Regions from separate parts of the Mus musculus genome. Here region 1 is linked to region 2. Evidence: chromatin loops called from intact Hi-C (ENCODE). Cell type or tissue: left cerebral cortex. All regions are shown on one strand. Links, peaks and the distances in the headings refer to the core of each region. The heading gives the core; the rest is flanking DNA. Region 1 holds the start of Mterf1a (mitochondrial transcription termination factor 1a). Region 2 holds the start of Mterf1b (mitochondrial transcription termination factor 1b).

Region 1 (15,398 bases), core at 2,465-10,464, 300 kb before region 2:
TAAAGTCAAAATTTATTCAACGTGAAAGAAAACGAAATCACACAGTTTGTAGGAAAATGGATGTATACAGATCTATGTGTAAACAAATGTGTGTGTGCGTATATTGTAACATTTAGAGAGGAAACAGGAAAGAGATGTCAGATGATCCGGAAGAATGGAAGGCAGATGAAGTCATACAAGAGGACTTAAAGTTAACTGTTTTTCTAGTTTCAACTACCGTGGACTTTCTTCTTTTGATGGTAGATAAGTACATAAGATGCAACTGAAAATGAAAGTATGAAGTCCTAAGTAAGGCCCCACAGCTTCAGAAGGACCACAGAACACTAGAGAACGTCACTGAGTGCACAGAGTTGGGGATGAGCGAGTGTTGGTTTCCAGTGGCTACAGTACTCTAGCTGTGTGAGGTCTTTATTTGTGGGTTCCTTGCAATAAAACAACTCTTAAAACACAATTCCTAAGAACACAGTTCAACACCATGGTGCAGAATTGATACTTAACAAATGTGTTCACCACATTTTCAAATAAATTTGGCCAGAAAATTGTATGTGTTTTCTCCATGTAACATAATTTCAGAGAAGAGCTAGAGAACTGTATGTCTTCATGTTAACAAGTGTTTTGTGCAGGACACTGAGACTATGAATACTTTCATGTGTTTATTTTTCTGTATTTCTCAATTTCTGTAGTCATGTGGTGACTTTTACAAATAAAAAGCTATCAAAGCTACCTCTGAACTCTTCTAGGCTCCTAACAACTTCAGCTATGGTGCTAACTCAGAGTATGGTGATTCCATAAGTACAAATGACCCCCAAGGTACAATGGTGTGAGTTGCAATTTTCAAGCTTATGGTACAAAACTGATACACATTCAGCAGCAACCAGGCCCTGAAGTCTGAATCTTGATCTTTTCCTAGGCTGACAATCTGTGCTACGGGATGCTCGCAACAGCAGCAAGCCCCAGATCCTAGTCAGCCATTGGTTCACTAGGGTGGATTAATTGCATTTTCAACTTACTACATCATTGTTTGGGGAATAATTCAACTATAACTCAGAGGGCATCTGTATCAGACTGGGTAAGGCAAGCAGGGGTATGTGTCAAGGGATGGATTTTAAAGGTCCTAGGTGATCAAGCCATCACTAAGTCATCCCTTGCTGGGTGACTCTAGGAAGAACATAAAGGAGCCCGGGAGCACATGGCCACATTTACCTGAGGAGCTGCTAATTCCAGCTTACAGAGCACAGAGCGTGAGGGGATGGAGCCTTCTAGTGAGTGACTGGTCTATTCCAGTCCACTGACAAACCTTCACTTGTCAGGGAGAGTGTAAACCAACGTTCAGCTCAATGAGAGCATGGAGTAGACAGAGCATGGAGACACGGCTCAATTCAACTGCGCTAACTCCGACTATATAGGTCATGTTTGAGCATGGGGTGCTTTGCAAGGCAGATGCTTCACTCTCAGCTCCAACTTGGTCATTTTCCCTCACATCCAATCCTCCTGTGTAGGGTTGTTTACTAATCACTCATAGCTATATATGTAAGTCATCAAAGTCACTGTCAGAAATGGTATGGCTTAGCCCAAAAGCACACGGATTGCTACTTTCTATGTCTTCAGAATAATATAGAGATCAAAATTGCCATATAATGGACCTACTTTAAAAATAACATTTATTTTCACAACAAAATTTGATCCCCTCACTTCATATGTTACAACTGGAATCCTTATTGTTGTTATTTTTTTAATAGAACATCTTCAAAGGAGGAAAAGGTTAATACAGGGTTGGATTAATTGCAATAATTCCAGAAATACAACTGTCCATGTTGAGTTTTGTAAACAGGCACACAATAAGTGCCATAGAGTTTTAATGTCCAGGCTAAACAAGGGTGGACAATCCAGAAATTGTACCTAAGTAAGTACAAAGACAGTGCTATATATCTTTTAATTTTTTTTATTTAATCAAAATGTCCTGACATTATCTCCCATTCTCTCCTCTGTCTAGCTCCTCCCATGCTCACTCCCTCTCAAATTCATGGCCTCCTTTTCTTTAACTATTATTGTTACATACATATGTGAGTAATTCACTACTACAGCATACTGAGTCTGTGTAGTGTTCCTTGCATGTATGTTTTTAGAGTTGACCTCTTGGCACTGAATAACCATCTCTCTCTCAATAGTCAGTAACTCCCTGTAGCTCTTCCTCTAGGGGTGGGGTCCCATATGATCTCTCCCCCATCCATGCTGGCACATTAAGGAGCTTTGCAATTGTTTGGGTCTTGTTTAGACAGCCATATTATTGAGGTTTTATGGGTATTGCTTCATTGTCATATCTGGAAGACAATGGTATGTATTTTGAGGCATTAAGATGGCATAACAATCAGGTCTTTTAAGAGTTGAGGTAAAAAAATGTAAGAAAACATTCTAAATTATATCATTTCAGAACTGTCCAATGAGCACATAGTATTTCAGGGTGGGAGAGATGGCTCAGCAGTTAAGAGCCCTGGCTGTTCTTCCAGAGGTCCAGAACTCAATTCTCAGTAACCACACAGTGGCTCATGACCATCTATAATGTGATCTGATGCCCTCTTGAGGCATGCAAGTGTATATGAAGATAATGCACTCATATATATTAGTTAATTAACTAATCAAAGAAATAATTTTGTTAAAAAGCAACAAGCAGCTATTAAACTAAAAAAATAAAGTTGTACATAAGAATATTAATTTCTTTTCCTCCAGCTTGAGGCTAACAGATCCTATAGGTAAAACAACCTACTAAAAACCTCTTCATATCTATGGAATGTTCCTTCTGTTTGAATCATCAACCAGACTTGCCGGTATCTGCCTTTAGAAAGCTGTATGGCCAGTCTGCTGTCTACAGTTCTCCTACAGCTCATCAAGTTCTATACACATGTAATCACAGGATGATTAGGACATAATTGATCCATAATTTTTATAATTAATTTTGTTTCCCTAATTTCTTTCTTAGCTCATTTATACTTTGAATAGAGGACTGACTTGTTTGCATTAATTTTATATCCACTCAAGCTTAATTCTGTCAGGGAGGATATTAGATATTCAAATGTAAAATGTAAAACAATGGAAACTCACATTTTACTATTTTTACTGGCATTACACTCTGAAATTGAACTACAATTGACTAGCATATTGAAATAAGAGACAATCTTGGGGTTGAAAATGAGAAGAGACAGAACTAACACATATAACCATCAGCCTTCCTGTGCTGGGCATCCGACCCAGGCCTTCCACGTGCTGAGGAAGCCGCACTCCCACCCAAATCTACTACTAAAATGCAAACAGAAACTACAAGGCACATTCTGTAAAATCTTCGTACACTGTTCTACTGTAGAAATCAGGAACTGCTGCTGCTCCTACAGAGCAGCTAAAGCCTGCACCATCTAATGGACTGTTATGTTAACTTAAAATAAGAAGGGGTAGCTAGGACTATATGTGAGCACACTAACTGTGGAGTTCTTATGTGCTATAAAACAAAGTACCCACAGAATCATTATACATGTGTCTGCGGTGAAAAGTCAAAACTCTTGGGCCAGCAAGAGGCTCAATGGATAAAAACACTTTGCTTCCAGGCCTCATGACTAAGTTGGTCCTGGAACCCACTCAGCAGAAAGAGATCCAACTCCTAAAAGCTCTCCTCAACCTCCACATGTGCCTCAGCATGCACACACATAAGCACATGCACATACACATAAAATACATACAAAATAAATGTAATCTTAAATATTTTAAAATTTTTATTTAAAAAATTTAAATAAAAAAATAATTAAAAAACAAAAACAAACCTCTCCTGTTTTAAAAGTCCAAACTGGAACCAGTGCCACACCTGTCCGATTGCCTGCGACTCCTCCTGCACTGTCCTATCCACATAATCTCTTCAGTTTAGCTTCATATCTTCTCTGACTCCAGGACAGCAGAGCAATGCTGGATGTGCTCAAGTCATACCCAGCATGGGACAGCTCTCGGATGCGAGTTTTTAAAGTATTTATGCTGGAGTCTAAAATCCTCGGATTTTCAATTATTTGTGAAGCACTGATTTTTTCTTCTATAAGGCAGTCTATTTTATCATTAAACTTTTTCTCTGACAAGAAGACCATATTCAGATAGCTTAGGACAAACCTCTGTACCTCCTCCTCGCTGCATCCAAGAGAAAGCAGCCTCTCTCTTATGTTTGTGTAATTTTTTTTGGTACAGTCATTGGAAAGGTCTAAGATTCTAGCTCCTGGGCCACATATCAGAAGCAGCAGGTCCCGTTTGTTCAAGTTGAAAGTTGATTGTAAAAATTCAATGTTAGTTTTCACACGTTTGGTGCTCTGAATTAAGATGGAAGGGTTTTTAGAAATTATCTTCCTGACAAAATCTCTGGGATCATTGTGACCTAAGGACATACCAGTCTCCTGCAAAAATTCAACCATTTGCTTATTCAAATTCAGACTGTTGGAGAAGGTTCTGGGAGCATTGGTCAACAGTCTGCAGAGGCATTTATGAGTCAATCCAACAGAGCAAAGGAACTTTATATTATTCTCTAAGTTTAGATTGTTATTAGATCGAAAAAAGGATTCAGGAGAACGCTCCAAAATATTTACAATTTCAAGGTCTGATGCCATAATCTTTCTCCACAGATCCCACCGTTTTGAAAGACTTTCAGGAGTGCGTGTTATAGCTCGTGGATATCTTGATATGATGCTACCAATCACTTTGTCACTAGCTCCCTTGGACAGAAGGAATAACTTCAGCTCCTGCTCATTCGTAACAGCCTTGTTAAAAACTCCAGGCTGTCGCCTCCTTGCCATGTCGATATCAACGCCCATGGTGACTAAGTTGCTCAGCAGGTCCTCCCTCTCCTCCTCCAAAGACTCCTTGTCCTTACTGTCGCATTCCGCACTAAACGGCCTGAATGAAATCGACTTGAGGAAAACTTCTGCTGAATATTGAAGCATCCAGTCTCTTAAATCAAAGAGAAAGTTTCTTCTCACACACCAGATGTTTCTTGATGCCATAATCATCAGGTAGCCCAAAGTTTTTCAAATGCTGTGTAAAATAACATATAATGTTAACATACAATATTATGTGACTAACTAATGACAATATCCAGATCCTTTAAATGCAAGGGGCCTTCCAGGAGAAAGCATCCCGCCCTCCAGCTCTCCTGCCCACAGACACTAATTTCTTTGCTTCTGGCTACCTTAATCTAAAGCTCTAAATGTAGCTCTGAAAAAAAAACACACTTCAGATTGTCTACTTTCCATCTTTAATGTCTTTTTTGAATTTATAATATCCTTTAAGTGGATCACATTGATTACACATGTATATATATATATATACATATATATAACTATATGTTATAAATTATATGTTTATTACATACTATAACTTATACATTACCTATTATATAACATATGTTATATATAAACATTATATATTATATATAAGCATATATATGTATATGCTTACACAAATCTCTGGACAACACCTATCAACATCAATCTCTACCTCAGTTTACCAAATTGTTTGCTTGGTTACAATGCAATAATTCTACACTCTTTTCCATCTTCAAAATGATATAGTTGAGGGAATGTGGTGTAAATCAGAGGTAGGTCAGTGGTACAGCATACGTCCATAGCACGCATGAGGACTTGAGTTCAATTCCCCAACCCCAGAAAGAAGAAGGAGGAATTAATTTTCTAGTTCAAAGTTGTTAGGTTTTAAACCTGGGACAAGAGTTTGCCAAGAACACTAGCTGAAGGGTTCATTAAACATATCAAAGCTGACCTTGCTTTCCTGTCACATACACATGCATATACATATATAACTTTTATATAAACCTAAATTCTCCATTAGAAGCATGTCCTATTGTTTGTCTTCATTATTCTCATATTCCCATCACCTTCTTGGTCACCCCTTCCTCCTACCAGTACTAACTACATTTATATCAGACTCACCAGCAAGTGCACGTGCCTGTACTCACACACACCTTTTTAAAGTCTCACATATTGTTAAACTGCCTTTTCTTTCAGAAAGGGTCATTTTCTTGAATCCTAGTTGTATTGCAAGGCCTTGTATAAACACACTCTTCATTTAAAAACAGATTGTTCAGCCGGGAAACTATACAGCATAATGCAATTTAAAAAACAAAGGTAGATATTGAATTGACTCCAGTCTTACTCTAAAAATAAACAACATTCTAAAAGGAATGTTAAATTTAGCAAATATCACAAAAATCTCCATGATTGTAATGAGTGAGGTCCAAGGAGGAAGATATACGTCCTATTCTGTCCCACAGTTGGAAAGCTCACAGGCTTTTAAAGAAAACTGATAATCATTCGCATTGGGGTACCACAATCAGCTAATTTTTTGAAGCAGCATTTAAGTGGAGAGTGTTTGTTGGTTTGTTTGTTTGTTTGTTTGTTTGTTTTAGAACTACACTTCAGCATCGGATTTGTCGTTAAGATGAGAGACTTTGGATATTTCCAGAAAAGGTAAGGGCCAGATGTTTCTACCACCACACCGCCAATCCGAAAAAGAAAAAGGCAAAAATACAACCAATGTAGTAGAGAATAAAGAGATCCAGGCTAGACACCTTCAAATCATTTTTGTGAGATGCACAACCTCTCGCAAACTAAACATTTCTCAGTCATAATAAAAAGAAAACGGCAACGCATGGGGGGAAGGTAGCGGAATCGCAAACGCACTTTAATACCAGAACCCCACGTTACACATACATTATTTCGTAATGCCCTATATATACAACAACCTAAGGGTGGGCACTGTCCCTAAAGTTACAAATTCCGAGCCAATGCCGAGCTCTTTGCTGTACGAAGTGTGGAGGGCTTGATGAGTCTAAACTCAGAACCGCCGTAATCCCACATCGAAGGCTCGCCTTCCCTCGGGCAGTTCTGCAATGGCCTTTAGCCATTCATCGCCCTGTCTAGCAGAGACTCGCAAGCCGCTCGCAAAGGCTCCAGCAGCTCCCCAGCCCCAGCCCGCACACTGCATCCGCGCTCCTACCAACGCTCCCGGTAGACACCTTTCACTTCCGCCTCTGGACGCCCGGGAGGGAGCGGAGTGCGGAAGTAACGGCTGACTTCCGGCCTCGGCCTGGCGCAGAGGTGACGTCACTAGCCCGGCGCGCTGTGCCTAAATCCTCGGCCGCCTGACCGCGGGAGCCCAGCAGGGGGCGGCTGAGACTGTGGCTGCGGGGACTCTGGGCTCTGGGCTGGTTCGAGACCACAGGGCGGCGCCAAGGCTTCCCTCTGGCTGGGGCTGAGATTCTGCCTGTACCAAAGAACAGGTTCAGTTTGATCTCTTTCTTTTAGGTTGCTTTATAGACCTTGGGGGTTTTTGTTTGTTTGTTTGGTAGGTTGGTTGGTTTTTATTTCCCCCAAATTCTTTTGCATTTTTCTGTTTGGTTTGGTGTTTGTAAGAATAAAGATTTCTATTTGGGAATTTAAATTATTAATAATCAGTTTACCCAGAAAGTGAAACTACTGATCACAGCTTATTCCTTGCCTGGGATTACTCAGTAGCTATTTATGGTGCACGTGTGGCTTACCTTCACCAGTATTGCGGAAAGCAAGACAACCTCTGCCTTCTGGACCGTAACTCCCATGGTCTCGCTTCTGCCTGAATATTCTCTCCTCAGCCTGCCCCATGGATTTTCATTTATGAACACCAGGAGATGGCTTTAGTCCTCTTGAAAGTGATATCAATGAGGAAAAGGTGCAGCTGAGATATTGGAGAGGTTGGGAAGACCAAGGGCAGGGAGAGAAAGATGAGGGGCAAAGAAGAGGTAAAGAGAACTAAGAGCAGTGTGGTAGATGATGTTTCTCAAGAGGCTGATTTGGGGTTCTCATCTTCCTTAAGGGTCTTTCTTTCTTTCTTTCTTTCAAGACAACTTTGTATGAAAGTTGTGTTGCTATGCAAACACCATTTGTTTTTTGAAAGGATGGTGACATGTAATGATGCTTGAGACTTTAAATGACTTCACTTGGAAGGAGGAGAGTAGGGAAGTCAAGATGAACCCCTCCCTAAAATTAGACTTAAAATCCTTGGGAATTAGACTCAATGTGTAGTTCAAATGCCATGTCTATGCTATCTTCAGAATTGCCCCTGGCCTCTTACAACCAAAGACTAATAATAATGATATAATTAGTAATATTGATTATTGTGCCCTTTCTGTCTGCCTCACTAGATTTTCCTTGAGAAGTTCACAGACCCTTACTTTACCACTAATGTCTAAGTCTCAACAAACCTAATTAGAGTGAGAAGAAATTAGCCCTCCATTCCTCTAAGAGAACCCACACATAAAATACCACCATCAATTGGCACCAGGATTCAATAAACAAATGTTCTTGCTACCTCTTTTTCAATTATACAAATCTTACATCTTCCTGTAATTACACTCAAGGTGTGTAGAAGGATTTTAATTTAACAACATGTCTACTCTAGCCAGAATACAGGCATGCCCTTAGCACATACTGTTAATCCCTCTAGCTGGAATACAAACATGCCCTTATTATAGACCATTAATCCCAAAGAATGAAAGTAAAGTTAGTTTGTAGAAGGAAGCACTCATGTTTGAATGTGATATCTATTGAATGGCAGATAACATGATGAATCAGAGAAACATTTGACAGAATAAGGATATGATCAATTCTCAGGAGAGAGAAGAGATGTGGAGGGAAGGATGGAGGGAGGGAGGAGGAAGTTTTACCAGGAGAGTTTTATAGAGATAGGTTGAAGAGAGAAAAGAACTAGATATAGGTAAAATGACAATGAGAAGGAGCCAGAAGATTAGAACAGATTGCTAAAATTAGTTTGAGGCCAAGCAGAGTCATTCAGTCAGAAGTGAGAAAAGGCAGATTAAATCAATCAGCTTGAAGGGGAGTTTGAGCCAGAACAGCTAAGTTGAGTCAGCCAGCCAGAGTCCCAAAAGAATTAGAAAGAGTGAACTCATTCATCAATAAGTCTCAGAGGCTGAACACATCCTAGCCTAGATTAGACTATTCTGAGGCTAGAAGTTTGCAGGAGAAGGCCCTTAGCAGATGGAGGCAGTAAGCCTCCAGAGAACAGTTACATCAGTGAATAAAGATACTTTTACAGAAGTCATTGTCTTACATAGGGTTACTACTGTTGTGATGAGACACTGTAACCAAAGCAACCTGGGGAGGAAAGGGTTTATTTAGCCTATGCTTCATCACCACTGTTCATCACCAAGGAAGTTCAGACAGGAACTCAGACAGAACAGGAACCTGGAACCAGTAACTGATGCAGAGTCATGGAGGAGTGCTGCTTACTGGCTTGTTCCTCATAGCTCGCTCAACTTGCTTTCTTTTTTAAAATTTTTATTAGGTATTTTCCTCATTTACATTTCCAATGCTATCCCAAAAGCCTCCCATACCCACCCACCCCCACTCCCCTACCCACCCACTCCCACTTTTTGGCCTTTGTGGGAAGCCACATGTGCCATTGCAGAGTGGCACTGACTACTGCTGGCCACCACGCATAAGTTTGGACAAACAACCAATGTATACATATGCAGTAAAGTTTTTTGCAAAGACACTGCCTGGCCCGGGCATGATAATGAGGCTTTGAGAGTATAACCAATCAGATGTGAGACATGCAAATGAGGTATGATAATGAGGCTCTGTGAGGTACAGAGAGAGAGTAGCCAATCAGATGAGGAACATGCAAATGAGGCATAGTGCATAACCAATCCGGGTGTGAGACACGCCTCTCCTAGGCCTATATAAGCAGCACCAGTTCTGGGCTCGGGGTCTTTTCGCCTCTACAATCAAGCTCTCCCAATAAACGTGTGCAGAAGGATCCTGTTGCAGTGTCGTTCTGGCTGGTCGAGTCCGCAAGAAGTGGTGCCGAAAACCTGGGACAAGAAACATCTTCAGGCATGAGCGAAGACCCCCTGCTACAGGGAGGATTCAGAACTGCATCGTGGGGAAGGAGTGGTTAATAAAGGTTCCCATAAAACAGACTGCTGAGAAGGATCTGGCGTGGATTCAGAACTCTTCAGCTGGGGAACGGTGGTAATGAAGTGTTCCTGCAAAACAAACTGCTGAGAAGGATTCAACTGCGTGGATTCAGAACTCTTCAGCTGAGGAACGGTTGTACCGGTAAGTATAAAGAAATTAAGGTAAGTCTCTGAGAGATATGCTTTCTTACGCAGTAGGTCTGGTAATTGTTGCTGGGTTTGTGTGGGACCAGCTGTTAAGGAAGGGCAGTGACTTTGTAGGAGTACCAGGAAGGCATATCAGAAACAGAGAGAAAGAAAAAAGAAGATGCGCGCAGAAAAATAAGTAACTTAAGAAATATAAAAAGAGAAAAAGAAAGGAAGCTAAAATATAAAGGTACAAAGGATAATATAAAATATAAAGATACAAAGGATAATATAAAGATACAAAGGATAATATAAAGATACAAAGGATAATATAAAGATATAAAGGGTAATATAAAAAATGAAGAACAAAAAATTAAGTCAATTTACCCTCCTCTCGAGGACTTTGACTAAAGAGGCAGCCTTCATCAAAGGCTTAAAGATAGCTCTCAGGGAAAGAGGAGTAACTATTAGAAGCAGCCACTGTGCAGAATTCCTAGAAGAAGGAGAAAAAATGAAAATAAGCTATTTCAGAGCCCTCCTAGGGACAGACGGAAAATGGGAGACGTCCTGCTTCCTCTCTGGATCCTATGGAGATATTTTTAGCTTCGGATAGGATATCTGTGTTCTATTGTCTGTTTTTGGTGCACCAAATTGTCTATATGTCTGTCAACTCATGTTTGTTTTTGCTTGGATGATTGATTGTTGTTCTGTGTTTCATGTTGAAAAATATAAAAAGTAGTCACAGTCTGCACAGCAAAAATTGACAAGTTAGCTGCACGGTGGCTGGGAGACAAGTACAGCTGAAAAAGCCCTGCTCAGGGCCAATTGCAAATGGAGCTTTTAAAGGGGCAGGCAGCCTTTTGCTTGTAACAGAAAGTTAGCTTAAAATTGGAAACCCAAGGTTGGAGTTATTCTAAACAACATAAGAAAACAGGTAATATGCAAAAGCAGTGTACAAAGGGTAGAAAGAGTATGTTTGAAAATAAAGTACATATCTTTACAAATAGAAGGAAAACCCTTTCAAGGTATAATGGATACAGGAGCAGATAAAAGCATTATATCTAGTAAGTGGTGGCCTGCTTCTTGGCCTGTTAATCAATCGTCACATAGCTTACAAGGATTAGGATATGAGGCTACCCCAACTATAAGTGCAAAATCCTTACAATGGAAAGATAAAGAAGGAAGGACAGGGCTTTTTCAACCTTATGTACTCCCTTTACCTGTAAACTTATGGGGAAGAGATGTGTTGTCAGCTATGAACTTTATACTAACTAGTGACTATTCTCAAAAAATCAAGGAAATGATGAAAGGAATGGGATATATACCTCGACTAGGTCTTGGAAAAAATTTACAAGGTAGAATTTCACCAGTTAAAGCCACAGTAAAGGCAGAAAAGAAAGGGCTGGGTTTTTTCTAGGGGCCACTGAAGAGCCTTTGCCCATTCCATGGCGTACGGAGGACGCGGTGTGGGTGCCTCAGTGGCCTTTACCCTCTGAGAAGTTAAAAGCAGCTAAAGAATTAGTACAAGAACAATTAGACCTGGGGCATGTGGAACCCACTCAATCACCCTGGAATACCCCCATTTTTGTTGTAAAGGAAAAGTCAGGTAAATGGAGATTGTTACATGACCTAAGAGCCATTAATGCACAAATGCAAGTTATGGGTCCTGTACAAAAAGGACTCCCCCTACTCTCAACTCTACCTAAGGATTGGAGAATTATAGTAGTAGATATTAAGGATTGTTTCTTTTCAATTCCATTAAATAAGAAAGATAAACCTAGATTTGCATTCACCTTGCCTTTTATTAATCATATGGAACCTGATAAAAGGTACCAATGGCGGGTATTACCCCAAGGAATGGCAAATAGCCCTACCATATGTCAGTTTTATGTAGGAAAAGCTTTGCAACTGGTTAGGGATGGTTTCCCCTCCTTAAAATTTTGTCACTATATGGACAACATTGTAATTTGTGGACCTGAAGAGGAAAGTATACAGCAAGCTTATGGCTTGCTTAATGAAACTTTAAAAAATAATGGTTTGAGTATTGCACCAGAAAAGGTACAGCAGTCTAATGTTAGTCATTTTTCTAGGAGCCACTATTACTTTACGATGTGTCACCCCACAAAAGATTAGTATTAGAAAAGATCATCTAAAGACACTAAATGATTTTCAAAAATTATAAGGAGATATAAATTGGATTAGACCTTTTTTAAGGATCCCTACTTCAGAATTAAAACCTTTATTTCAAATTTTAGAAGGAGACTCACATATTACCTCATTGAGACAATTAACACCTGAGGCTTCTGATGTTCTTAGGAAAGTGGAAAAAGTGATCCAAACAGCACAGTTAACTCGTATAAATGAGCAAGAACCTTTGTTTCTATGCATATTACGCACCATCAATCTGCCAACTGCTGTGTTATGGCAAAATGGTCCTTTAGTATGGATACATCCACATATATCCCCTAATAAGACTATAGATCATTATCCCACCATGGTAGCAAATATGGCCCACAAAGGGATAAAAACTTCAATTACTCACTTTGGAAAAATGCCTGATAGCATAATTGTCCCTTATACTGTCGCACAAACGCAAATATTGTGTGCTACTATAGATGAATGGGCCATTCTTAGATGCAGTTATTCTGGTTTAATTGATAATCATTATCCTAAACATCCGTTATTACATTTTATGTTATTACATCCAGTAATATTTCCAAAGATAACGGCTAATACCCCTATAAAGGGAGCCATTGATATTTATACAGATGGATCCAAAACAGGAGTTGGAAGTTATGTAATCAATGAAAAGGCTGTAAGGTTGCAATTTACACCAGGAGCCCCTCAATTGGTAGAATGTTTGGTGGTTTTAGAAGTCTTTAAAAGATTTCCTATACCCATAAATATTATCTCTGATTCTGTTTATGTAGTTAATGCGGTTTTAGCATTAGAGACTGCCGGAAATTTTAAGCAGTCTAGTCCAGTATCTGAAATTTTGGTGAAAATACAAAATTGTATTTTGATGCGTGAGCATCCCTTTTATATCCAACATATTAGAGCACATACATCATTACCTGGACCTATGGTTAAGGGAAATGCAATTGCTGACTCAGCCACCAGAGACATGGTTTTCCTATTACAAAGTTCTATAGAAAGTGCAAAGAAATTTCATCAGCTTTATCATGTCCCTGCTTCTACATTACTACAAAAGTTTAAGCTCACACGAAAAGAAGCCCGAGATATTGTCCTACAGTGTGGTAAATGTGTAGAATTTGTTAATGCACCTTCCGTAGGTGTTAATCCTCGCGGATTGCGACCCCTAGATGTTTGGCAAATGGACGTCACGCATATCCCATATTTTGGGAAATTACAATATGTACATGTATCCATCGATACCAGTTCTGGTGTCCTACATGCCTCTCCCTTGACAGGGGAAAAAGCAGTTCATGTCATATCTCACTGCTTAGAGGCTTGGGCTGCATGGGGCAAGCCCCTAGTGTTAAAGACAGATAATGGTCCTGCATATACTTCTTCTAAATTTAGCCAATTTTGCAAACAAATGCAAGTAAAACATATTACTGGATTGCCCTATAATCCACAGGGCCAAGGCATAATTGAGAGAGCCCATCGCACTCTGAAACAATATTTGCAAAAACAGAAAGGGGGAATAGAGGCTATGACGCCAAAGATGGCTCTATCCCTTACAATATTTACTCTTAATTTTTTAAAATTGGATGATGCTGGAAGATCACCAACTGAAAGGCATGGACAATGGCCTCAATCGCCCAATGAAATGGTCAAATGGAAAAATGTCCTTGATAATAAATGATATGGCCCGGATCCTATCTTAATCAGATCCCGGGGAGCTATTTGTGTTTTTCCACAGGGTGAAGAAAATCCACTTTGGGTCCCGACGCGACTGACAGGGACCATGAAAGAGCAAGATGAACCCCAAGATGATTCTCCTGCTCCTGATGATTGAGACCGGGATAAGTATACCTTTGTGGGCCATAGTAAGATCATGGCCAGTACCTTTCCCGGTACATTCCAATTCTTCTACCTTGCCTTTATTTTTTGCAACGGAATGTTATTTGGATGCGCCTTGTGCACGACAAACTCCTCAAGAGCCACGGGTGTATAATAGTACTAGTTTTCATTTGAATTATAAACTATGCTTTGTGCATAATGTGGATAAACCTTTTACACCCTGTATATTTTTAAAGAAAAAGATTATCTCTAATTGGGCAGATCCCATTAGCCAAAATAAGGTGAGCTCTGGAGTGTTGTTTAATGCTTTAACGCAAATTGCTCAAGGAGCACAATCAGGCTCAGGTGATGTTGAAAATAATATAACTTCACCTATAAACATCACCACTATTATGATAAAGGGAAAGGTGACCATTCCCAAAAGATCACGATGGCCTGTTGGCAATGCTACTGCTATACGCAGCATGCCTTGGTGTCATCTGGACCTCGCATTTCCTATAGTTTTTTCACCTTGTCAATCAAAAATTTTTCCTCGAAAAGAAATAGCAAAGGGTTTTGTTTTGTCACCCCCACTAGATTTTGCTGTAATGAATGATAAAGGAGATGCTACAGGGAAAGAAAATATTTGGCCATATTACCAATGGATTTTAAGCAATGAGGCAGGTGCTAGTACCAGTCTGTCAGCCTTTGCATTGCTGACTGGAACCTTTCATGAGGTTTTGAATGTTTCTGCCACTCTTTCCAATACCTCTACTCATTTAGATAATGTGACAACTAATAGAATTATCAGAAATATGACTACTTCTCCAGTAGAAGTTTGTGTCAATCCTCCATTTTTCTTTATATTGGCTGAATTTCAAAATAATCCAGAATGGTTAGATTGTACAAATGTCACTTGTTTTTTGACGCAATGCTGGAATGGAACCAAATTCTTAGCCTTAGTGGTTCATCTACCAATCTTTGTCCCTGTGCCTGTTGAGGCAGATTCAGAGAAGTTCCCAATAATGAGTCTTATTCGGCAAAAGAGAGGTTTTGGAATCACAGCTGCCATTGTTACAGCCATTGTGGTGTTCGCGGCATCAGCAGTTACCGCAGGAACTGCTATGGCCCATCAAATTAATACTGCTGACACCATAAGTCAGATAGCAGAAAAATCGTCTGAGGCATTGCTTACCCTGCAAAGGGTGGATTCTCATATCACCTCAGGGTTAATGTTAGTGAATCAGAGAGTGGATATTTTACAACATGATATGGAACAGATGATGGATGTCATACA
Region 2 (15,398 bases), core at 2,677-10,676:
GAGAGATAAACAAACCAAGATCTCCGTAATGTAGATACCCAGTTCTCTTAATCACGGGAAAGTACTTCCCGACAGGGAGAGTTGTGTTGTAGTGAAGCCGCAGTTCTGTGGTCTCCATGATAGGTCATAGAGACTAACCCGAGCAAGAGATCTTCACTCAGATACACAGTGAAACCTGTGCAGCAAACACTTCCCAGCAGCCTGCCCTGCCCTTAATACAGAAAACCTGTGTTTCTGATTATTTTCCCGAAGCTGGCATGAACTAGCAGGAGCTATTTCTCATGTATCCTTGTTTCTTTTTACCATAAAGTTGGTGCAAAATTATTGAATGGCCAACTAATGGTCAAATAAAACATGAACAGAGTTTCAGAATCAATACTTCACTCAAAACTAGAAAGCTACGGTTATGCATGAAAATGGAACAAAGTGTTAGATATATTAGACTTGAAGATTGTGAAACCAAAACAAGAATAATATATCTTGGAAGTCAATGGGAAACCAAGACCAGAACAATATGCCTTGCAGGTTAGTGGGGAAGTGAAATGGGAGCAATACACCTTGCAAGTTAATAGTTCTGTTTTCAGTTAAGACAGTTAAGAATACACTCCTGCTCCCCGTGTGTTACACCCTTGAATGTTAAACTTTCCATTTGTAATTAAGAATAAGTTCCTGTTTCTTAGATCTGATTTAAAGATCTAAGCTTGTGAGCCCATTCCCATGATGTAATCCTTACCCAACTTCCTTCCCTTTCACTATATCTTTCTAATAACGTGTAACAGCCTACTCTCTCACCCATGTGAACACCTATGTCCCTAAAAAAGAGACTTCAAGAGGCTGACAGGGGCTAATCTCTCAAATCCCTTCTTAGGGTGAGACAGCCGGGTGGCCAGTCCTTGTGCAACCGGAAATACAGCTTGCTTTAATTGGACAATCATTGATTTGTTGTTTTCTCTTTGAAATTCTCAGATGTAATTTACTTCTGAACTCTCAAAACTTGCAGCTCCATTTTACTCCACTTAACACTGAGGCACTCTGTGGGGAAGGCATTATATTAAGTGCTGTAGAGATTAGTAGAGTTTGGGTCTACACTGAGACTCTGGTTTCAGATAATATGACTGTACTTTCTGCTTACATTTTAGCTCATGATAGAGAAATAATTATTTAAGCTCCTTATAGATACCTTCTCTGAAAAACAGCATAGTAAACTGCTTATTGGGAAAATGGGGTCCCCCATAGTGAAGCATTTCCCACTACTCCAACAATGGAGGGAGCTAGATAAGAAGTTTCTGTTGAGACTCCTGCTAGTGTTAGAGATGTCAAGGTGGAGAAAGGACAGAACATAGTTGAACTGGGACAAAAACAGAGGATCCTGATGTTCTGGGGAACATTCAGAAAAAAGAAAATGTGAGCTAGTCAATTTAACAGTGTGAGTCAGAGTGTTGCTGATAAACACACACACACACACACACACACACACACACACACACGAGGGGGTAGAAAATAGTAAAGGGTTAAAACAAGAAGCAGGAATGGAGAAAATAATATACAGATGAGACAGCAAGCATTAGCTGATAGCTGGTTGGCTCTTTCTAGAAAAATTTGCCACCAATAGCTCAATATTTCCTCTTTCAAATCATTTCAACTTAAAACTACCAAGCTATAATAATGAGGAATAAGTCTTTACAGGTAGAATTTAAAAACATAATGTAGACACTTTTGAGCAAGGAAGATGCCATCCTTCTTAGTATTTGCTTTCCAACTCTCTGATGAGATAAATTCTCTACCAAGATTGATATTACACCATGGTAATTGATTAAAAGTGTTTCTGTAAGATAAAAACATCTCACAGGCATTTAGACTCACATGGCTGTATAAGATTTCTAGGAATTATTCCATTTGTCTTGGCCACTTCTGTCCTGTTATGTTGTCAGCCTCATTCCCACTGAATCCAGGATCCCTTCAGGACTGCAAGCAGCAAATTTCCTAAGCCAGTATCCTGTTCTTTGCCATGGGCCTTTGTTATAATAGGAAATCTGACTCAAGGAGTCTCTGTAGATTCTGGTTAGGCACTCTTCAAAGAAAGTAAGTTGCCTGGAGTAAGATCGTTAAGACTGTGAGGTCAGCATAAAGGGAAGGAAATTGAGCTAGCTTTTTGCTAGTTTGCAGGATGTTAACAACTTGAAACTCACTGGATAACTTTACTGTTTTAATCAACCAGAGCTCTATGTAGAATTCTCAGATGCAAACAAAGCAACCACAGGCAGGGCTACAGAACCTTCCTGGTAGAGACCTATGTTCCCTTGGTGACTGTACTAGATAGTTCTATGTCAACTTCACACAATGTAGTTATCAGCGCTGGGGTCACCTTACAAACCCATGAACACCAATCCCAGACAGATTGGGATGGTTTATTGAGCATCTGCTCCAGGCCTGATCCATCAGAGCCACAATCTAGATTCGGGAACTGAAATGTGACACTGAGTTAGATTCTACAGTTTTTAAGCCTAAATTCCACAAACATCTGTGCCAAGTTATTCCACCGATCAGGATTTAGGGATAGGGGATTTCCTTAGGACCATGTCTTTGTACATTTATACTGTTCTCTTTGGTTGGGGTACTCAAGTGTGGCAGGAGACTTGCCTTGTCTAATATTCATGTCTGAACTTGCCCACCAGGATGTCAGTTACCCACGTACTTGTTTCTTTCTACCAAATAGGATGTCAATTCCCAAGGGAGGTCTTGGAAACTTAAACTTTACTCGATCATTACTTAAAATGAAAGTCTTAATCCAAATGATTCTTTATATTGGTACAGTGTTGCAGCCGGCCAGCAGCTCGCAACGTGAACGGTTTGACTGAGATGGCCACTCCAGCTAAGGGAGAAACTAGACGGGGAGAAAGAAGAAACGGAGCCAAGACAAGTTCATCCTGTTCAAAGCTCAATTTTACTAGTTCCGACATTCAGTTATAAAGGAAGGGGGAGGGAACCCGATTCCCGCCAACTGGTCTCGGGGTCCAGTAGCAGGGTGAACAGTGTGTGGCTCCGAACAGCAAAGCGGCAGGTTCCAGCAGTGGGCATGGCAGAACGATTGAGCGGGAAGCTCCACCCCTGAGCAAGCAGGTTTCAGGCTGGGGGAGGGGAGACTACAGTACAGGTGTCTCTCTTAGATTGGGGTCCATTCCAGGGACAGCTTATATCATAAAAGCTTATACACAGGTGCAGGAAGTGCTGTTGGGTTGGTTCGGGTCCATGCTTGTTGTAGGTAACTATGCACAACAGTTCTACTGACTTCTATTGTGATTGGTTTCCAAGGGCACAGAATATAACAAAATATGTAATCAACTTGGCATTGGAAAGTTTCCTAGCAACAGAAGAAACATATGAGAAAGTTTCCTTATGATGGGAGGCTAGTCTGGTACCTGTGTCTTAACATTTTATCTATGCCTTAATATTCCATCTACGCCTTAATATTTTACCTATGCCCTAACAGAGGAGGAGGTCTTGGCTGAGACAAATGCTGCTATCATATCTGGCTGTTGACAAGTCCAGCATTTTCTCAATAAGTGATTGGTGGAGGAAGGCCCATCCATTGTGGATGATGCCATCCCTGTGCTGGAGTTCCTAGTTCCTATAAGAAAGTAAGTTGAAGCCGGGCATGGTGGCGCACGCCTTTGATCCCAGCTCTCGAGAGGCAGAGGCAGGCAGATTTCTGAGTTCAAGGCCAGCCTGCTCTACAGAGTGAGTTCCAGGACAGCCAGGGCTACACAGAGAAACCCTGTCTCGAAAAAAAAAAAAAAAAAAAAAAAGAAAAAAGAAAAAAGAAAAAAAGAAAGAAAAAAGAAAGTAAGTTGAGCAAGCTATGAGGAGCAAGTCAGTAAGCAGCACTCCTCCATGACCTCTGCATCAGCTCCTGCCTCCAAATTCCTGTTCTGTCTGAGTTCCTGTCTGAACTTCCTTGGTGATGAACAGTGATGTGGAAGCATAGGCTAAATAAACCCTTTCCTCCTCAGGTTGCTTTGGTTACAGTGTCTCATCACAACAGTAGTAACCCTATGTAAGACAATGACTTCTGTATTCACCTGATATGACTGTCCTCTGGAGGCTTACTGCCTCCATCTGCTAAGGGCTGTCTCCTGCAAACTTTTGTCTGTACAATCTAATCTAGGTCTAGAATGCTTTCAGCCTCTGAGACTTCCTGCTGAATAAGCTCACCCTTTCTGGCACTTTCGGAACTCTGGCAAGCTGATTTAAAGCTGCTGTTCTGGCTCAAACACTTTTCTAAGCTGACTGATTTAATCTGGCTTTTTTCCACTTCTGACTGAATTGCTCTGCTTGGTCTCAAACTAATTCTAGCAATCCGTTCTGATCTTCTGGCTCCTTCTCATTCACTGGCTCATTCAGTCTTCACTTGTGTCTAGCTTGTTTCCTCTTCAACCTGTCTCTGTAAAACTCTCCCAGTAAAACTGCCTCCCCCTTTAAGTCATCTCTCTATTCTCATGAGATCTAGGCATATACTATTCTGTCAAATCTTTCTCTGGTTCATCACTTTGTTTCCCAGTTAATTAGATACCCCTTTCAAACATGGGTACTTCCTTCTACAAACTAACTTTACCTTCATTCTCTTGGGTTAATGGTGTAGAATAAGGGCATCTTTGTATTCCAGCCAGAGGGATTAAAGGAATGTGCTAAGGCATGTCTGTATTATAGCTAGAGTAGCCATGTTGTTACATTAAAATCCCTCTACAGACCCTGAGTGTAATTACAGGAAGATGTAGATTTGTGTAATTGACAAGGATGTAGAAAGGACATTTGTTTATTGAATCCTGGAATCTATGGATGGTGGTATTTTACCCGTGGGTTCTCTTAGAGGAATGGAGGGCTAATTCCTTTCTCACTCTAATTGAGTTTGTTGAGACTCAAACAAGGAAAAGCTAGTGAGGCAGACATAAAGGCACAATAATCAATATTACTAGTTATATCATTATTATCAATCTTTGGTTAAAAGAGGACAGGGACAATTCTGAAGATAGCACAGACATGGCATTTGATCTACACATTGAGTCTAAGTCCTGAGGGTTTTAAGTCTAATTTTAGGGAGGGGTTTATCTTGATGTAGACTTCCCTACTCTCCTCCTTCCAAGTGAGGTCATCTAAAATCACAAGCATCATCACATGTCACTATCCTTTCAAAACGAAATGGCAAAGGAGAGAGATTTGCATAGCAGCACAACTTTGATACAAAGTTGTCTCAACAACAACAACAACAACAACAACATCCCTCAAGGAAGATGAGAACCCCAGAACAGCCTCTTGGGAAACATTGTCTACCACACTGCTCCTAGTTCTCTTTTTCTCTTCTTTGCCCCTCATCTTTCCCTCCCTGCCCTTCGTCTTCCCAACCTCTCCAATATCTCAGCTGCACCTTTTCCTCATTGATATCACTTTCAAGAGGACTAAAGCCATCTCCTGGTGTTCATAAATGAAAATCCATGGGGCATGCTGAGGAGAGAATATTCTGGCAGAAGCGAGACCATGGGAGTTACGGTCCAGAAGGCCGAGGTTGTCTTGCTTTCCGCAAGCCACACGTGCACCGTAAATAGCTACTGAGTAATCCCAGGCAAGGAATAAGCTGTGATCAGTAGTTTCACTTTCTGAGTAAACTGATTATTAATAATTTAAATTCCCAAATAGAAATCTTTATTCTTACAAACACCAAACCAAACAGAAAAATGCAGAAGAATTTGGGGGAAAAAAAACCCAACCAACCTACCAAACAAACAAAGACCCCCAAGGTCTATAAAGCAACCTAAAAGAAAGAGATCAAACCGAACCTGTTCTTTGGTGCAGGCAGAATCTCAGCCCCAGCCAGAGGGAAGCCTTGGCGCCGCCCTGTGGTCTCGAACCAGCCCAGAGCCCAGAGTCCCCGCAGCCACAGTCTCAGCCGCCCCCTGCTGGGCTCCCGCGGTCAGGCGGCCGAGGATTTAGGCACAGCGCGCCGGGCTAGTGACGTCACCTCTGCGCCAGGCCGAGGCCGGAAGTCAGCCGTTACTTCCGCACTCCGCTCCCTCCCGGGCGTCCAGAGGCGGAAGTGAAAGGTGTCTACCGGGAGCGTTGGTAGGAGCGCGGATGCAGTGTGCGGGCTGGGGCTGGGGAGCTGCTGGAGCCTTTGCGAGCGGCTTGCGAGTCTCTGCTAGACAGGGCGATGAATGGCTAAAGGCCATTGCAGAACTGCCCGAGGGAAGGCGAGCCTTCGATGTGGGATTACGGCGGTTCTGAGTTTAGACTCATCAAGCCCTCCACACTTCGTACAGCAAAGAGCTCGGCATTGGCTCGGAATTTGTAACTTTAGGGACAGTGCCCACCCTTAGGTTGTTGTATATATAGGGCATTACGAAATAATGTATGTGTAACGTGGGGTTCTGGTATTAAAGTGCGTTTGCGATTCCGCTACCTTCCCCCCATGCGTTGCCGTTTTCTTTTTATTATGACTGAGAAATGTTTAGTTTGCGAGAGGTCGTGCATCTCACAAAAATGATTTGACCTGGACTTCTTTATTCTCTACTACACTGGCGATATTTTTGCCTTTTTCTTTTCCAAATTAGTGGTGTGGTGGTAGAAACATCGGTTTTTACCTTTTCTGGAGAGATCTAAAGTCTCTTATGACAAAGTCGACATCGATATGTAGTTCTGTTCAAAACAAAACAAAACAACCCTGTACACTTAAATGCTGTGTCAAAAGAGTAGCGGGATTGTGGAATTCCCAAAGATTAGCAGTTTTCTTTAAACACCTGTTAGCTTTCCAGCTGTGGGATGGGGTGGGGTGGAGGGGACGGGAAGGGACAGGGACATAAATCTTCCATCTTGAACCTCGGTAGTTACAGTCACCAAGATGTTGGTGATATTCATGAAATTTAACGAAGCTTAAGAAAATGGTTTATTTTAGAGGAAGATTGAAGGCAATTATTCGATATTTGCTTTTTTTAAAATTTGTCTTGGGATAGTTAATTTGCCAGAGGTTACAAATTCAGCTCAACAATCTGTTTTTAAAAGGACATTGTGTTTATACAATGACTTGCAAATACAACTTGGGTTCATGAAAATGACCCTTTTTCTTTTCTGAAAGAAAAGACAATTTAACTCAGAAAAGTGCACGTGCTTTCCCGCCTGCGAGTGCGCTCATATGTGAGCTTTGAGTTTGATAAGATAGTAGTAGTAAGTGCTGAGGGGAGAGAGCATCTACTGAGAAGGTGATGGGAATATGAGAATTATGAGGAAAAACAATAGGACATGCTTCTAATGGAGAATACACACACACACACTCATGTGTGTGACATGAAAGTAAAAGAGGGACTTTGGGAAGATAGATACAGATTCCATTATTTGTTATGTCAGTTAAAAATAATGAAAAGACAGCAAGGACACTGAGACTAAAATAGGCAGGAACAAGATTGCTTTGTTGCTGTTTTGAGTGAAGTTGATTTGGTAAGGAAGAGAGAGAATGTAAAACCCTCCTGGGGGTGCTTACCACAATGACATTAATCAGAGGAGCGCTACTTTGGGTGCTGCATGGATGCTCAGTTCAACTTTATATGTTGATACATTTAGAAAATATTTATTTGGAGGATAAGTTATATAAAGAGAAACAAAAATCTACTTGTGACAAGTCTAACAAACTAATAGTTTTTTTTACCCTTTTCTTAGGAGTCTTAGCAAACCTTTTTCTTATTTTATTGGTATTAGAATTTCTGTTGAATATTCTGTGTCATGTTTATCGTTTACCGTGGTGCTAATCATCTGAAAGGAATGAGCTGTCTGGTAGTAATCTTCAAGCTGATAGACTTAGTATATGTATCCTTAGTGACTGATTTTTAAAAATTTATTATTCATATTGTATTTGTTATAAAATGTATGTAAAATAGAAATTGTCACAGGATAAGACAAGTATAATTGAAAATTGATACTGTCTATTGGATAATTTTGCATGCTTATTTATAACGCTTCTTATAAAACTTGGCTGACTGTAATGTGATAGTCTTCTGTCCAGTTATCCAGCAGAGGTCATCCATGAGCATCTGGAAGGGAAAAGGTTGGATTGTACATGCTAGATAGAGCTTGCTTTCTTCTTTCTTTCCTTCTTTCTTTTCTTTTCCTTCTTTCTTTTCTTTTCTTTTCCTTTCTTTCTTTCTTTCTTTCTTTCTTTCTTTCTTTCTTTCTTTCTTTCTTTTTTCCTTCCTTCCTTCCTTCCTTCCTTCCTTCCTTTCTTTCTTTCTTTCTTCTTCTTCTTTTCTTTCTTTCTTTTCTTTTCTTTTTCTTTTTATATGTATATTTTATTAATTAATTGAGAATTTAATACAGTGTATTTTGATCACATTCACTCCACTCCTCCAGCTCCTCCTAAATTCACATCCCATTCCATAACCATTGAAGTTTTTGTTCTTGCTCTTTTTTTTTCCCATTTTTTATTAGGTATTTAGCTCATTTACATTTCCAATGCTATACCAAAAGTCCCCCATACCCACCCACCCCCAATCCCCTACCCACCCACTCCCCCTTTTTGGCCCTGGCGTTCCCCTGTACTGGGGCATATAAAGTTTGCGTGTCCAATGGGCCTCTCTTTCCAGTGATGGCCGACTAGGCCATCTTTTGATACATATGCAGCTAGAGTCAAGAGCTCTTTTTTTTAAAGCCATTAAATTCAGTTAGTATTGTCTGTATTCATTTGGTTATATGGCCATCATCAGAATGTTGGATCTACTGGGGCCCACACCCTTGACTGGAAAAAAAAAATTAAAGGAGGACATGGCTGTTCCTGGATTTGTTGTAACAGAAGGGTGATTGTATATATGAGGGAGAAAACAGCCAGAGGCATCTAGAAGGATCTAGAGTGGATATGAGTGGCAGACTGAGCTGGGTCATGTGAGGAGGGAGGAGAGGACAGGAAGAGAGGGCAACCTTGAGCAGCAGCCAAGAGACAAAAAGGCCAAAAAGGAACAAAAGGCCTGGCGTTGCTGAAATGGCTGGAGGGGGATGGGCAGCCCAGCCTCTGACTGGAGAGTTCAGGGTAGAGGTGGGATATGCCAGCCAGGAGGACCTTGTAACAGATAAGGACTGAGGGATGATGGGAGAACCTGGCAGCCAGGTCAACTTTGATATGTTTAATGAATACTTCAGCTAGTGTTCTTGGCAAACTCTTGTCCCAGGTTTAAGACCTAACAACTTTGAATTAGAAAATTAATTGCTCTCTCCTCCTTTCTGGTATTGGGGAATTGAACTCAAATCTTCATGCATGCTAAGGATATATAATGTATCACTGACCTACCTCTGAATTACAGTCCATCCCTCAACTATATCAATATGAAGATGGAAATGAGTTTAGAATTATGGCATTGCAACCAAGAAAACAGTTTGGAAAACTGAGATAGAGATTAATGTTGGCATCTTTTGTCTACAGATGTGTGTGTGTGTGTGTGTGTGTGTGTGTGTGTGTGTGTGTATGATCCATTTAAAGGGTATCATATGTCTAAAAAAGACATTAAAGATGCAAATTAGATAATCTGAAGTGTGTTTTTTTTAGAGCTTCATTTAGAGTTTGAGGTAGCCAGAAGCAAAGAGATCTAGTGTCTGTGGCAGGTTCAGTTCAGACATCTGGCAAGTTGAAAGTTGAATTGTAATTAAAGGGCAATTTCTTAGGAACAAGCCAAAGATGTCAGAAACCACAGAAAAGAGAAGAGGTGGAGAGGAGTAAATGATTCTGGAGAGTCAAAGCAGGCACAGTGAACTAAAAGAACAATACAAGGGCAGGGCAGCTTGGGGCAGCATGGTGTTCTGCTTCTCTGTAAGTCAAAGAGGAAGAGCCTTGAGTCCATAGGGACCCAACAGAAGCCATGAGGCAGGAGGTGAGTGCAGAACCAGGAGAGCTGGAGGGCGGGATGCTTTCTCCTGGAGAGGCCCCTTGCATTTAAAGGATCCGGATATTGTCATTAGTTAGTCACATAATATTGTATGTTAACATTATATGTTATTTTACACAGCATTTGAAAAACTTTGGGCTACCTGATGATTATGGCATCAAGAAACATCTGGTGTGTGAGAAGAAACTTTCTCTTTGATTTAAGAGGCTGGATGCTTCAGTATTCAGCAGAAGTTTTCCTCAAGTCGATTTCATTCAGGACGTTTAGTGTGGAATGCGACAGTAAGGACAAGGAGTCTTTGGAGGAGGAGAGGGAGGACCTGCTGAGCAACTTAGTCACCATGGGCGTTGATATCGACATGGCAAGGAGGCGACAGCCTGGAGTTTTTAACAAGGCTGTTACGAATGAGCAGGAGCTGAAGATATTCCTTCTGTCCAAGGGAGCTAGTGACAAAGTGATTGGTAGCATCATATCAAGATATCCACGAGCTATAACACGCACTCCTGAAAGTCTTTCAAAACGGTGGGATCTGTGGAGAAAGATTATGGCATCAGACCTTGAAATTGTAAATATTTTGGAGCGTTCTCCTGAATCCTTTTTTCGATCTAATAACAATCTAAACTTAGAGAATAATATAAAGTTCCTTTGCTCTGTTGGATTGACTCATAAATGCCTCTGCAGACTGTTGACCAATGCTCCCAGAACCTTCTCCAACAGTCTGAATTTGAATAAGCAAATGGTTGAATTTTTGCAGGAGACTGGTATGTCCTTAGGTCACAATGATCCCAGAGATTTTGTCAGGAAGATAATTTCTAAAAACCCTTCCATCTTAATTCAGAGCACCAAGCGTGTAAAAACTAACATTGAATTTTTACAATCAACTTTCAACTTGAACAAACAGGACCTGCTGCTTCTGATATGTGGCCCAGGAGCTAGAATCTTAGACCTTTCCAATGACTGTACCAAAAAAAATTACACAAACATAAGAGAGAGGCTGCTTTCTCTTGGGTGCAGTGAGGAGGAGGTACAGAGGTTTGTCCTAAGCTATCTGAATATGGTCTTCTTGTCAGAAAAAAAGTTTAATGATAAAATAGACTGCCTTATAGAAGAAAAAATCAGTGCTTCACAAATAATTGAAAATCCGAGGATTTTAGACTCCAGCATAAATACTTTAAAAACTCGCATCCGAGAGCTGTCCCATGCTGGGTATGACTTGAGCACATCCAGCATTGCTCTGCTGTCCTGGAGTCAGAGAAGATATGAAGCTAAACTGAAGAGATTATGTGGATAGGACAGTGTAGGAGGAGTCGCAGGCAATTGGACAGGTGTGGCACTGGTTCCAGTATGGACTTTTCAAACAGGAGAGTTTTGTTTTTGTTTTTTAATTATTTTTTTATTAAATTTTTTTAAATAAAAATTTTAAAGTATTTAAGATTACATTTATTTTGTATGTATTTTATGTGTATGTGCATGTGCTTATGTGTGTGCATGCCGAGGCACATGTGGAGGTTGAGGAGAGCTTTTAGGAGTTGGATCTCTTTCTGCTGAGTGGGTTCCAGGGACCAACTTAGTCATGAGGCCTGGAAGCAAAGTGTTTTTATCCATTGAGCCTCTTGCTGGCCCAAGAGTTTTGACTTTTCACAGCAGACACATGTATAATGATTCTGTGGGTACTTTGTTTTATAGCACATAAGAACTCACAGTTAGTGTGCTCACATATAGTTCTAGCTACCCCTTCTTATTTTAAGTTAACATAACAGTTCATTAGATGGTGCAGGCTTTAGCTGCTCTGTAGCAGCAGCAGCAGCAGCTCCTGATTTCTACAGTAGAACAGTATAGGAAGATTTTACAGAATGTGCCTTGTAGTTTCTGTTTGCATTTTAGCAGTAGATTTGGGTGGGAGCACGTGGAAGGCCTGGGTCGGATGCCCAGCACAGGAAGGCTGATGGTTATATGTGTTAGTTCTGTCTCTTCTCATTTTCAACCCCAAGATTGTCTCTTATTTCAATATGCTAGCCAATTGTAGTTCAATTTCAGAGTGTAATGCTAGTAAAATGTGAGTTTCCATTATTTTACAGTTTACATTTGAATAACTAGTATCCTCCCCTGACAGAATTAACCTTGGGTTGGTATATTCTGATTTCTTTTATACAGGGGTAACCTAGAAGGTAAAATAATGACTGCCCAAAGATGTTAGTATGTTAGTTGTGGGAAGCATTAGAATTTGGTAATTGGCACATAGGTATTAAATTTAAATGTGGTTAAGAATCTCAGTTCTTGTAAGCCTGAGGCAGAAGTATTTCAAGCAGCCTCATTTACAGTCTTGAGACTGTCTCAAAAATGCCTATTTTAAAAGTCTTAAGAAAGATTATCCTGAATTATTTGGGTGGACTACCTACAATCATATGGTCATTAAAAATGGAAGAAGGAAGTAGAAGAGGTGAGAGGGTGCCATGTAAGAGAGACTTGTCTATTTCCAGCTTTTGTAAAGGAAGAGCCACAGGTGAAGGATGGAGGTGGCCTATACACAGTGGAAAGGGCACAGCAGCACTCTCCCCTTAGCCCCAGGAGACAGGTATCTAACCTCTGCCCTGTAGCACCACAAGAAAACATTGTGTTCTCTGAAGATTGTACCTGGGCTAGCAGAGATGGTGGAACATCAATAGTGTTAAGTGCCTAAGGTTATCTAGAACGGACATAAGTATAACATGCAATCTTTGCGGTTTTAGAGACATGGTGGGGGACGAATGGATAGTGACTGTCAAGCAACATTAACTTTTTAAATAATAGGCTTTGAGTACAATCAAAACAAATATTGGTAGATGTGTATTCATATCCCAGAGTTTATTTTTTATTTTAAATGGAGCACTCAATATTGCTAAACTGCTTAAGCCTCTGCCTTTCCATACCCTTAACAACCTGCACTTAAGTCACACCATGACATAGGTTAGGCCAGGGCTTCAGAGTCTGTTTCTACTTAAAACCCTTCTTTACGCCAGGCAGTGGTGGCACAGGCCTTTAATCCCAGCACTTGGGAGACAAGGGCAGGCGGATTTCTGAGTTCGAGGCCAGCCTGGTCTACAGAGTGAGTTCCAGGACAGCCAAGGCTACACAGAGAAACCCTGTCTTGGAAAAAAAACCAAAAAACCCTTCTGTATTTGAGAAATGTTTATATAACCCTATATATGTATATAAATTAAGCATATAAATAAAACATTTGCTGATAATGAATCATAAAACTTTATTTTGAAAGAATTCTTTACATATAAATTTCCCATTTATTAAAGATTAAAAGCAAATTTACATACTCTGGATGGAACTGATTACCTTCACACAATCAATGAGCTCTTGGCTGTTTGGTGATGGAGAACCCAGAGCATAGTCGATGCCTTTTAAGATTGATTTTCTAATTGTCAGTACTATAGGTAGATGTGTAAAACAACTAAGGTATGTTTAAGGCCATTGCAGAAATTGTTAGAAGTTCTGTCTCATTCTTAGCTAAAATTAATTTGAGGAGTTTTAAAAACTGAAATTCAAGTCAGGAACTCAGCATTTTTAAAACTCAAACATTCTAAGAAAAGAGAGCCCCAAAGCTCCTCTAGTGTGATGCTTGCTGAAGAGTTACAGTCGGAAAATACTAAAAGCCATAACTATTATACTTTCATGAGAGCAGAAAACCTTAGGAACATTGAAACACTGCAATTCATAACATACAGTAGTCTTGCGCGCGCCCGACTGGCCAGCAAGAACGATGCTGCAACAGGATCCTTCTGCACATATTGGGAGAGCTTGATTGCAGAGGCGAAAAAACCTCAAGCCCAGAACTGGTGCTGCTTATATAGGCCTAGGAGAGGCGTGTCTCACACCTGGATTGGTTGTGCTTAGGTTATGCTTACCACCTCATTTGCATGCCCCCATCTGATTGGTTAACTTCTCTCTCATCTGATTGGTTAACTTTTCTCTCATCTGATTGGTTAATTTTGGTTAGTTCTCAAAACTTCACCTTGGCAAAAAAACTACTGCCTATGTATCCGTGGTGACCAGCGGTAGCCAGCGGTAGCCAGCGCTACCCTGCAACGGCACATGTGGCTTCCCACACAGTAGCGTCTAGCTGAGGCGTTGCTGGCCAGCAGTGGTCATTGACATTGTATGATGGAACCGGAAGCACAAAGTGAACACTGCGTGCCTTCAGGACCAAGTCCCTGAAGCACAGTTGTCACGCGGGTGAGCACTGCCAGAATTTGTTACATATTTGATTTTGAATTACTTTTTTGTTTCAAAAATTCACACAGTATCCATGTGAGACCCCCATGTGGGGTTGCGACCCCCAGTGGAAGAAGCTGAGGATCAGACGGCAGGGACAATACCCACCGGTTTTCATTTTCATAATGAAGAGCTTTTAGCACATCACTAGGATCAGTAGCTGGAATGTACCAAGTAGCTTGTACTGTACCAAGCAAGCAATGCAGGCCTGCTTTGCCCTCCCTAGTCCAGGAGGTATATAGACGACTTTGCCCCTTCTGCTCTCCTGAGAACGTTGGCCTGTGGTGAACCAGTGTTTCTTCATTAGTAAACGAAATGGGGTCCCATTCTTGGTTCTTTTTATATGAGTAGAATATGAGCCCCTGGTTGGAGACATTCCCTTCTTTTTGCTTCCCTGCTGGGTCACCTTACCATGTGAATATTAACTCGAATGTCTCTAAGTGACTCATGTACTTAGGACTACCTCATGCCACTTGGAACACTGTATGTATCTCGCAGACCTGCTCAGCCTCTTCCAAGTGCTTGCTGTTTTGATGGAAGAGCGATTCCTACACTTCACATGAGCACAGCATCCATGGTTTGAGCTTATCAATTGAGTGTCATGGGGTAAACTTCACTTAATTTAAAGTTCAGTTTAGTGTGTGAGCCCCTGGTTAAAAAAATTAATTATGGAAATTATGGGTCACTGATAAAATAGACTGATAAAACATTAAAATGATGTCCTAATCATCCTGTGATTACGCGTGTATAGAACTTGATGAGCTGTAGGAGAACTGTACACAGCAGACTGGCCATACAGCTTTCTAAAGGCAGATACCCGCAAGTCTGGTTGATGATTCAAACTGAAGGAACATTCCATAGATATGAAGAGGTTTTTAGTATGTTGTTTTACCTATAGGATCTGTTAGCCTCAAGCTGGAGGAAAAGAAATTAATATTCTTATATACAACTCTATTTTTTTAGTTTAATAGCTACTTGTTGCTTTTTAACAAATACCATTTCTTTTATTTACAAGTACATTATCTGCATGTACACTTGTCTGCCAGTAGAGGGCATCAGATCACATTATAGATGGTCTTGAGCCTCCATGTGGTTAGTGGGAATTGAATTCTGGACCTCTGGAAGAACAGCCAGTGCTCTTAACTGCTGAACCATCTCTCAGGACCCCAAATACCATTTCTTCATTGGACAGTTTTGAAATGATATAATTTATAAATCTTCTTT

Evidence for each region. Peaks named below come from ENCODE experiments on the same cell type or tissue, not always from the same donor. Only the 100,000 strongest peaks of a DNase experiment are listed, where the experiment ranks them.
Region 1: a loop joins it to region 2, with 18 times the contacts of the local background. A loop is called at or near these places in 27 of 42 quality-filtered maps.

Annotation. Positions count from the first base shown.
Region 1 is chr5:3,886,843-3,902,240 of GRCm38, forward strand. Mterf1a (mitochondrial transcription termination factor 1a) reads right to left here and starts at 7,091. Exons shown (of 2, transcript NM_001013023.2): 1 at 7,033-7,091; 2 at 3,739-5,055. The coding sequence starts at 5,024. The coding sequence ends at 3,885. In left cerebral cortex, for the core only: a CTCF peak has its summit at 7,307; a DNase peak (open chromatin) is centred at 7,274; H3K4me3 peaks cover 753 bases.
Region 2 is chr5:4,186,305-4,201,702 of GRCm38, forward strand. Mterf1b (mitochondrial transcription termination factor 1b) reads left to right here and starts at 6,063. Exons shown (of 2, transcript NM_001042670.1): 1 at 6,063-6,114; 2 at 10,032-11,347. The coding sequence starts at 10,057. The coding sequence ends at 11,202. In left cerebral cortex, for the core only: CTCF peaks have their summits at 5,859 and 8,049 (motif pointing right); no DNase peak of the experiment used is centred there; H3K4me3 peaks cover 604 bases.